Linked DNA regions of Homo sapiens: region 2 is linked to region 1. A link is an interaction called in ENCODE POLR2A ChIA-PET data of the cell type or tissue named here. Cell type or tissue: endothelial cell of umbilical vein. All regions are shown on one strand. Links, peaks and the distances in the headings refer to the core of each region. The heading gives the core; the rest is flanking DNA.

Region 1 (4,388 bases), core at 389-4,388:
TTCTGTGTTTGTGTCTGGAGCAAACCCTGACATCTCAGTTCTCATTGCTGTGTGTATTGGTTCCCAGACACTTCATTTTTAGATCCCCTTTAAATTAGGAGGGAAAAAGAACATAAGCATAAGAGCATCCCCAGCAGCGATGTTCATTCAGTGCCTCTGAAGGCTGGAGGGCTGCTTGTTGCTGGGTGAGACTCGGAGGGGAACCGACTCAGGGTCAGGAATGATGACATCCCACGGTGGGTCCACAGTGAAGAATCTTCCCCGCTCCACTGTGGGACGCCTTAACAGCCCTTACTTCCACTTACGCTTTGCGTTATCTCCTGAAAAATAAAATGGAGACCACAAATTCCTTCTTGGTTAGAGGAATGACACAACTCATTTATGACATGACCCCGCTGGGACTCAGAAGAGACCAGGACGGTTTCTGGGGGAAGCAGTAGCACACTCGTGTGCTTTGTTCTCTTCTCTTGATTTGTTTTCCCACATTTTTAACAAGAAAAAAAGCCGTTTTTAATATATGGCCTATCGCCCTCCTACTGTGTGGCCCAGGTGCCTACCTCATTATGCCCAAGGGGTGGTTCTCACCTCTCCACTCTCATTCCTGCACAGCAGTTGTGTCAGGTTAAGAGGGACAAGGAGAAGGCTGGGCACCGTGGCTCACGCCTGTAATCCCAGCACTTTGGGAGGCCGAGGCAGGCAGATCACCTAAGGTCAGGAGTTTGAGACCAGCCTGGCCAACATGGGGAAAACCCGTCTCTAATAAAAACACAAAAATTAGTCGGGCATGGTGGTGGGTGCCTGTAATCCCAGCCACTTGGGAGGCTGAGGAAAGAGAATTCCTTGAACCTGGGAGGTGGAGGTTGCAGTGAGCCAAGATTGTGCCATTGCACTCCAGCCCTCCAGCCTGGGTGACAGAGCAAGACTCTGTCTCAAAAAAGAAAAAAAAAAAAAAGAGGTAGAGAAGTCCATGGCTATTTGTCTGTCCTTTTTATTTTTAGGCTCATGGAAGCCTCCTGGTTTCTTAGAGCTGAGTGGTTTTATTTCTTGCTCAGGAGGTCATTTCACAGATTTTCGGGCTCCAATATGTTGACTGTCACAGCAGCTGGGGGGATGGCATAGCTACCGGCTGTACTAAGAACTCAGAGCCCTGCCCTGAGCCTGCCTGAGGGTCCTTATGGTAGGAGGATGCCCCTCATGCCAGCCCGTGCCCTCATGCTTGTGTCACCTCCAGGTCCGCAAAATTCTGGACCTGGTACAGAGCAAGGGCGAGGAGGTGTCCGAGTTCTTCCTCTACTTGCTCCAGCAACTCGCAGATGCCTACGTGGACCTCAGGCCTTGGCTGCTGGAGATCGGCTTCTCCCCTTCCCTGCTCACTCAGAGCAAAGTCGTGGTCAACACTGACCCAGGTAGGAGTCAGCCCCAGCAAGACCGCAGGCACCAGTGCAAGCAGGGCCCTGGGGGGTTTGGTAATGGCTGGGCCAGCCCTGAGTGCCACCTCAGGAAGCAGGCCCAGGTGCTATTTTGATTTTAGAAAGGAACAGCTGAATCCTGTCTCCCAAGTGCAGCCCAGGTGGCTGCGATTGAACTGCCCACACCTCGATGGTCTGGTTTATAGAGGGGCCTTTGGAAGTATGGGAATGGCCTGTGTTCTGACCCCTTGCTTTCTTCCTATTCTGACATATGTAGACATTTTAATGGTTGCACAAATTCAAGGTTGTATTTTTTTTTCTTTTAAAAAAATCTTTAGCTGGACATGGTAGCACACACCTGTAGTTCCAGCTACTCAGGAGGCTGAGGCAAGAGGACTGCTTGAGCCCCAGAGTCTAAGGCTGCAGCGAGCTATGATTGTGCCCCTACACTCCAGCCTGGGTGACAGAGTGAGACCCTGTCTCTAAAAAAGGAAAGAAAAAAATTAAAAAGCCTTGCCAGGTTTGATTCTAGGCAAAGTATTCTGTCACCGTTGAGTGCCAGTCCTTATTTCCAAACTAATGGAAGACCCCATCAGTTAACTGATTAGTTCAATAAGTATTTTTTGCTGTATCCACCACATGCCAAGACCCTACACTGTGCTGGATGTCAGGGAGACAGTGGTGAGCAGACACAGACAGGGTTCCTGCCCTCAGGGAGCTTCAAGTCAGCTGGAAGAGACCACCAGTCAGCAATCTCAAAAATGTGTCAGGACAGCGGCAGTCCAAGGCATGTGAGAACATATCATTAGGGCCAGGATCTGCTCTGGGGCAGGAGTCTTCTTTCCCTGCTTTTGAACTCTCCACTTTGAGACAGCTGTTGGTAACATACCAGCACCAAGGACCTAAGTCCTGCCTTTTAAAGAATCCAATATGTTGTTGGAAACAGAAGCACAAGACAGGTGTGTGCTTAGGGGAAACAAGGCCAGCCGGCAGAGTGTCAGTGCTAGGCTCCAGCTTCCACAGCCCCTGCAGGTGCCTGCCAGCCACTGCTAGCTTCTGACTCTGTCTGCTCCTTCCTGTCTCCCCTTGTTTCCTTCCCCCATGAAAAAAAAAGAAAGTATTCCCATGAGGAATCATTCTTTCGAAAGACTTCTCTGTTGGTTCCGTTAGCCAGCTACTTTACTAGCTTTTACAGTGTAATTCACTCTACAAGCAGTCTCACACAAAAGACTACATATTGTATGATTCTGTTTATATGAAATGTCCAGAAAAGGTAAATCTATAGACAAAGCAAATCAGTAGTTGCCTACGGCCCAGGGATTGGCTACAAATAGGCTCCAGAAAACTCTGGGAAGATGGTAGAGATGTTCTAGACCTGGACTGTGGTGAGGTTTGCACAACTTTGTAAACTTACTAAAAATTACTGACAAATATATAACACTCCCTAACACTTTGGGAGGCCGAGGTGGGCAGATCGCTTGAACCCAGGAATTTGAGACCAGCCTGGGCAACATGGCGAGACCCCGTCTCTACAAAAAAACACAAAAATTAGTTGGGCTTGGTGGCATATGCCTGTGTCCCAGCTACTTGGGAGGCTGAGGTGGGAGGATTGCTTGAGCCTGGGAGTTTGAGACTGCATGATTGGGTCACTGCACCCTAGCCTGAGTGACAGAGCAGGACCCTATCTCTAACAACAAAAAAGCAGTGTTGGTGGAGGAGGGCCAGCGTGGCCATCTGGCCTGGCCCTCGAGTGCGAGGGGCTTCAGTGTTTAGCTGCAGTTCAGTGATGACACTGTGCGGAGGAATAAGGGTGGCCTGTCTCAGACACTGATCCCAGCTGAAGTTTGTCACCTTCTTTCTGGCAAATCTGAGGTCAAGCAGAGAGATCAAAGCCTGGGGCCCTCAGGGTCAGGAATGCTGGCTCTGTGACGCTCCCCAGGTCCTGCATCTGAGGAGTGGCTGCGCTGGCCTCAGGGCCCAGGTTGTGAATTTTGTTTATGCACTCGCCTCTCCTCTTTGAGACCTCCCTGTTTGATGCTGTTTCTGCCTCTCTCCTCACCCTGCTGCTGTGCCCTGCCACCCCCTCCCTCCAGTGAGCAGGTATACCCAGCAGCTGCGACACCATCTGGGCCGTGACTCCAAGTTCGTGCTGTGCTATGCCCAGAAGGAGGAGCTGCTGCTGGAGGAGATCTACATGGACACCATCATGGAGCTGGTTGGCTTCAGCAATGAGAGCCTGGGCAGCCTGAACAGCCTGGCCTGCCTCCTGGACCACACCACCGGCATCCTCAATGAGCAGGGTGAGACCATCTTCATCCTGGGTGATGCTGGGGTGGGCAAGTCCATGCTGCTACAGCGGCTGCAGAGCCTCTGGGCCACGGGCCGGCTAGACGCAGGGGTCAAATTCTTCTTCCACTTTCGCTGCCGCATGTTCAGCTGCTTCAAGGAAAGTGACAGGCTGTGTCTGCAGGACCTGCTCTTCAAGCACTACTGCTACCCAGAGCGGGACCCCGAGGAGGTGTTTGCCTTCCTGCTGCGCTTCCCCCACGTGGCCCTCTTCACCTTCGATGGCCTGGACGAGCTGCACTCGGACTTGGACCTGAGCCGCGTGCCTGACAGCTCCTGCCCCTGGGAGCCTGCCCACCCCCTGGTCTTGCTGGCCAACCTGCTCAGTGGGAAGCTGCTCAAGGGGGCTAGCAAGCTGCTCACAGCCCGCACAGGCATCGAGGTCCCGCGCCAGTTCCTGCGGAAGAAGGTGCTTCTCCGGGGCTTCTCCCCCAGCCACCTGCGCGCCTATGCCAGGAGGATGTTCCCCGAGCGGGCCCTGCAGGACCGCCTGCTGAGCCAGCTGGAGGCCAACCCCAACCTCTGCAGCCTGTGCTCTGTGCCCCTCTTCTGCTGGATCATCTTCCGGTGCTTCCAGCACTTCCGTGCTGCCTTTGAAGGCTCACCACAGCTGCCCGACTGCACGATGACCCT
Region 2 (4,388 bases), core at 121-4,120, 360 kb after region 1:
GAGTGTGCTCCGAATAAGGGGAGGAGATGAAGGCAGAAAAACAGATGTCCTCCGGAGTATGGAGAATGGGGTCCTATGGAGAGTGTCAGGTGCATCCTAATGCTCAGCCATTCTTCTGGAATCCTCCAACTGGGATACAGCTGTGGAGCACTGCAGCTGGCTCCGGGGCTCAGGCAAGGAAATGGTAGTGCCACATTCACATACAGACATGACTAGATGAGGGTCTTCTACTTGAAGGTGCCGTGACACACAGTGCAAAGTGGGGAGACTAGGGGCAGCAGTGAATCTTCTGTGAGGGCAGGGACAAGTGGAACAAATAAGAAAAGGCTTATTCCACCAGGTAAACTCCAGGCAGGATGGAGCCATACTTCCCTTTCAAACAATAACAACGACTATTATTACCACCACCGTTTTTGTAGCTCTTGCCTGGTGCTAGACACTGTGCACAATTCCCGACTTGATCCTTATAACAATCTTTTGCAATAGTTACTATGACTCCCACTATGAACGAAGGAGTCTTCCAGCTCCACAATCCTGTGATCATCTTTTCATACAAATCAAGTTGAGGATTTGGGATTTTATAAAAGTCTTGTGTAACACACAGAGACAGGGTCCTTAGTTGCTCACATACATGCCACAAGAGAATACAGGGCTTCCACGGGCTTCTATGAACATAAGGCTGAATGGTCCTTAAAACAAACGTGTGTGGAATAAAGTTTACTGCTCCATTCTCTCATCTGCCATCTCTGGATGGCTGGGTTTGATCAGCATAAGCTAATGCTGAACTAATGCTCTATGGCCCAGCAATTTCACTTGGGCAGAGAAAGGATTGACATTTCATTTCCAAACTCACAGAAGCACAAAGAAAGAAATCTTTCAGCTCCTTCGGTGAACTGCAGCCAATTCATGTGCAAAATCCCCATGTTGCTAAGAGTCTTTCTGGCTTCTTGTAAGATGACTGTCAACCACTCCAAATGGCTTTTTTTCCCTAATTTTCCATTTATTTCAGATGTACTGGGCAAGTCCCTAGGTATCATACTGGCATTCAGTCTTTCCCTTTAGCCCCAAAAGAATGTCCCAATCCTTAATGAGTTGTATAAAATGGAATGTTTGGATGAGCAATAGCTTCGTGTGGGTAAAGGAATAGCAGCTTATGAGAAAAATTAGCAGCGAAAAAAAAATGTAGTGAGATAAAGCTAGAAATTTTAAAGAACCTTGATAGGAGTTATGAAGCAAATGTCATTATAAGGAGCAGCACCTGCCGGGGGTCCACCACACTCTACAATGATTTTTAACCTTGTTTTTAGAAAAACACCTCCCATCCTCCATTAAAAAATAAAAAGATATCATAGGCATCAAACAAAAGTCAAGCAATATAGTAAAGTACAAAAAAAAAAAAGAGTAAAACAAAATCAATACCCACCTAAAAATAATCGTAATCCACTTTAGGTGAATATAATTCTTGATTTGTCTCTACAGAGATAGAGAGATAGAGGAAATATATATTTAGAGATAGGGTCTTGCTGTATTGCCCGGACTGGAGGGCAGTGGCCTGCAGCCTTGAACTCCTGGGCTCAAGCGATCTTCCCACCTCACTCTCCTGAGTAGTTGGAACTACAGGCATGCACCATCACGCCTGGCTAATTTTTAAAGATTTTTTTGTAGAGAAGGGGTCTTGCTCTGTTGCCCAAGCTGGTCTCAAACTCCTTGGCTCAAGCGATCCTCCTGCCTTGGCCTCCCAAAGCACTGGGATTACAGGTGTGAGCCACCATGCCGGGCTGAGGAATTTTTATAAACGTAAAATCATATTTATTTTTAATTTATTTCTTATCATATTTATTTTTAAATAAATAGCATTCAGCTAATTGGCTCGTATTTAAGACAAGAAACTAAAGTGAACTGAAACAATACGTATTTCTTTTTAGAAATCTGTTTATTTAAAAGATTACCAAAAAATTTAAGAAATTGTGTTTTTGAAAAAAGTTGAGACAGTATCAAGTCTCTGCTATGAAAATAAGAGGGCATTAGTGCTCTTATATCCTCCCTTCTCCCATTCCCAATTTATTAGCTATCTTAGGGTTTGTAATATTTATAATCTATATCTATACTGTGACTATAATTTCCAGTTTGACCTTGGTTCACCACCAGCTTTTTTTCTACCAGCTCATCCATCATTGAGTTATTTGGTTCATCTTTCCTATCAAATGGTTTCCTTAAGAAGGCACTCAGGTATTATGTTCTGAGTTCTTACCTGCTTAAGAGAACTTGACATTAGATTTGACGACTTGGTTGGCAATAATACATTTGAGTCATTCTTTTTTCCTACTCAGAACTTCGGAAATACTCCCCCATTGTTTCCCGTCACAGAATCTTGTGGAAAGGAAGTTTGAGGTCCCTTGGTGACTTGCTTTTTCTGCCTGAATGGTGAGGAATTCTTTCTTCATTCTTGAAGTTCAGGATCTTCATCAGGGTATGTTTTGGTGTCAAGTGTTTTCTGTTGGATTTCCTACAACATAGTGCACTCTTTTAATCTAAAGATTCCTTCCTTCATTTCAGGAAAAATCTTCTGTATTTTATCTCCAGATACTTTTTTAGTTCCTTTTTATTTTTGGTCACCAATTATTCTTATGTCAGAATATCTCGATACTCCTACATTTATCCTTTCAGGAATTACTCGAATCCCTGTTTTTAAAATTCTTCATTCACTGCATCATTTCAAGCCTTTTCTTCTGTTATCAATTCCATTTTCAACCATGTTTTTTGCTATTTCGAATATATTTATTTGTTCTATATTATTTTAGGGAAGTTTTCTTATCTCTGTCATCTGCCTTTTTATCTCATTCTGTTGTTTCACTGGCTCCTGAGTGCTTGTTTTATTGAGTTCATGTTTTCTAAGTTCTCTGAGAGCACAACACACCTGTGGGAACTTTTGTTTCTTGGACTAGCTTTTTTTCCATATTGGTTTCACCTGTTTCCCACTCCACCCCCATCCCCTTTCTGGCTGTAGCATACTCACACAGTTGCCAGGCCATCTTCCTTACATTTGCTCATGTTTAAGGTGAGCAGCTCTGTTCAGACCAGGTATTTGCTTTCATACAGTGTCAGTGTATTCTCCTTGACATATTTCCCATCTTGTTTGGCATCTATTTCGCTTCCCCTATAGGGTTGTGTTCTATGTACTTTCCTAATGGATGACACTGAAAATATTTAAGCATCAACATGTCACAGACATTGAGCAGACAGAACAGAGGTTGGTCATAGCTCTGGGCCACATGTTACTCCTGTAGTTGCTGGTCTGTGGGGGTGGTCTGGAGTGGGGGGGCGGGCTTCTTGTGAGAGGGGCTGGGGTGGCCAGAACAGCATGAGACACTTGGATAAGTGATTCTTTCCATCGTGGTGTGGAAGTATTTTGATATTTTAATAACCAGCACAGCCACATTAGTGTGTACCAGCCAAATATGAGCCCAGCCTGTTCGTGTCTTTGTGTCTGTATGGAGGAGGAAGGAGCTGTGTATAGAGGCTTTTACTAGAGGACTGGACTCTGCTCTGTCTTCTGATACTTGCGTTAAGTCCTGCACCACAGTGAATTCTGAATGGAGAGGAGACATATCTACTGTATGTACGGGGGACACAGCCTTTGGAATGTGGGTTTGTCTCTTAATTCAGGGATGAGCTAGTTCCAGTCCTCTGTTTCACCCATCTCTCCCCAGCAAACTCCATCCCACAACCCACCCCCACCCCACCCTACAACACCCCCACTCAAAATAAGGAAGAGATAAAGATACTCATCCTGCCCCTATTCACCAATTAACTTCTTTCCAAAACCCTAAATTTCAATGAGTGTTCTGCATCTTGCCAATCCCCTCTAGTGGGTGGGATTAGGAGCTCTTCTTTCTTACCAGAAAAATCTGGTCTTTTTGTTTGACTATCATCTTTTGAAGTTTAAGACACAAAAACAAGGTTGGGCTCCTTCCATTGCCTGGGTGCTAGTGAATTTTTTTTAACTGAGTTTTACTTTTTGAATTTTTATTTATTCTGGTTGTTCTTTATGTTCAGCTTTAGGGGATGAAGGGGCTGTGATCTGGCCATATTTATCCTAAAAGATCCCACATTACAATTTTAAAGGACTAAACCAGCAGCTCTGGGGGTTCTCACTCTGGGCTGCAAATTAGAATCACTGGGGAGATTTTAACATCAGTGACAGGCCACATTCCTAAGCCTGATTTTAGTGGTCTGGGAGATGCCCAGATATAAGTGATACATATATTTTTTCTTATTTGCTTGTTTTTTGAGTCCTTCCCGTGATTCTAATGCACAAACAGGGTGAGAACCATGAGCTGGACCTTGCATTCTAATCGTTCATAATTTGATATATATAAGCACCTATA

The links. ChIA-PET counts read pairs that join two places held together with the same protein. Peaks named below come from ENCODE experiments on the same cell type or tissue, not always from the same donor. Only the 100,000 strongest peaks of a DNase experiment are listed, where the experiment ranks them.
Region 2: POLR2A ChIA-PET joins it to region 1 with 6 read pairs; 2 of 35 experiments call an interaction of 5 or more read pairs at or near these places.

Annotation. Positions count from the first base shown.
Region 1 is chr7:30,452,155-30,456,542 of GRCh38, reverse strand. NOD1 (nucleotide binding oligomerization domain containing 1) reads left to right here. Exons shown (of 14, transcript NM_006092.4): 5 at 1,232-1,406; 6 at 3,503-4,388. Among named protein-coding and RNA genes, the nearest start is that of NOD1, 24 kb to the left of the region's middle. In endothelial cell of umbilical vein, for the core only: no CTCF peak of the experiment used is centred there; a DNase peak (open chromatin) is centred at 2,442.
Region 2 is chr7:30,088,271-30,092,658 of GRCh38, reverse strand. It overlaps a transcript of PLEKHA8 not described here. Among named protein-coding and RNA genes, the nearest start is that of MTURN, 45 kb to the left of the region's middle. In endothelial cell of umbilical vein, for the core only: no CTCF peak of the experiment used is centred there; a DNase peak (open chromatin) is centred at 2,348.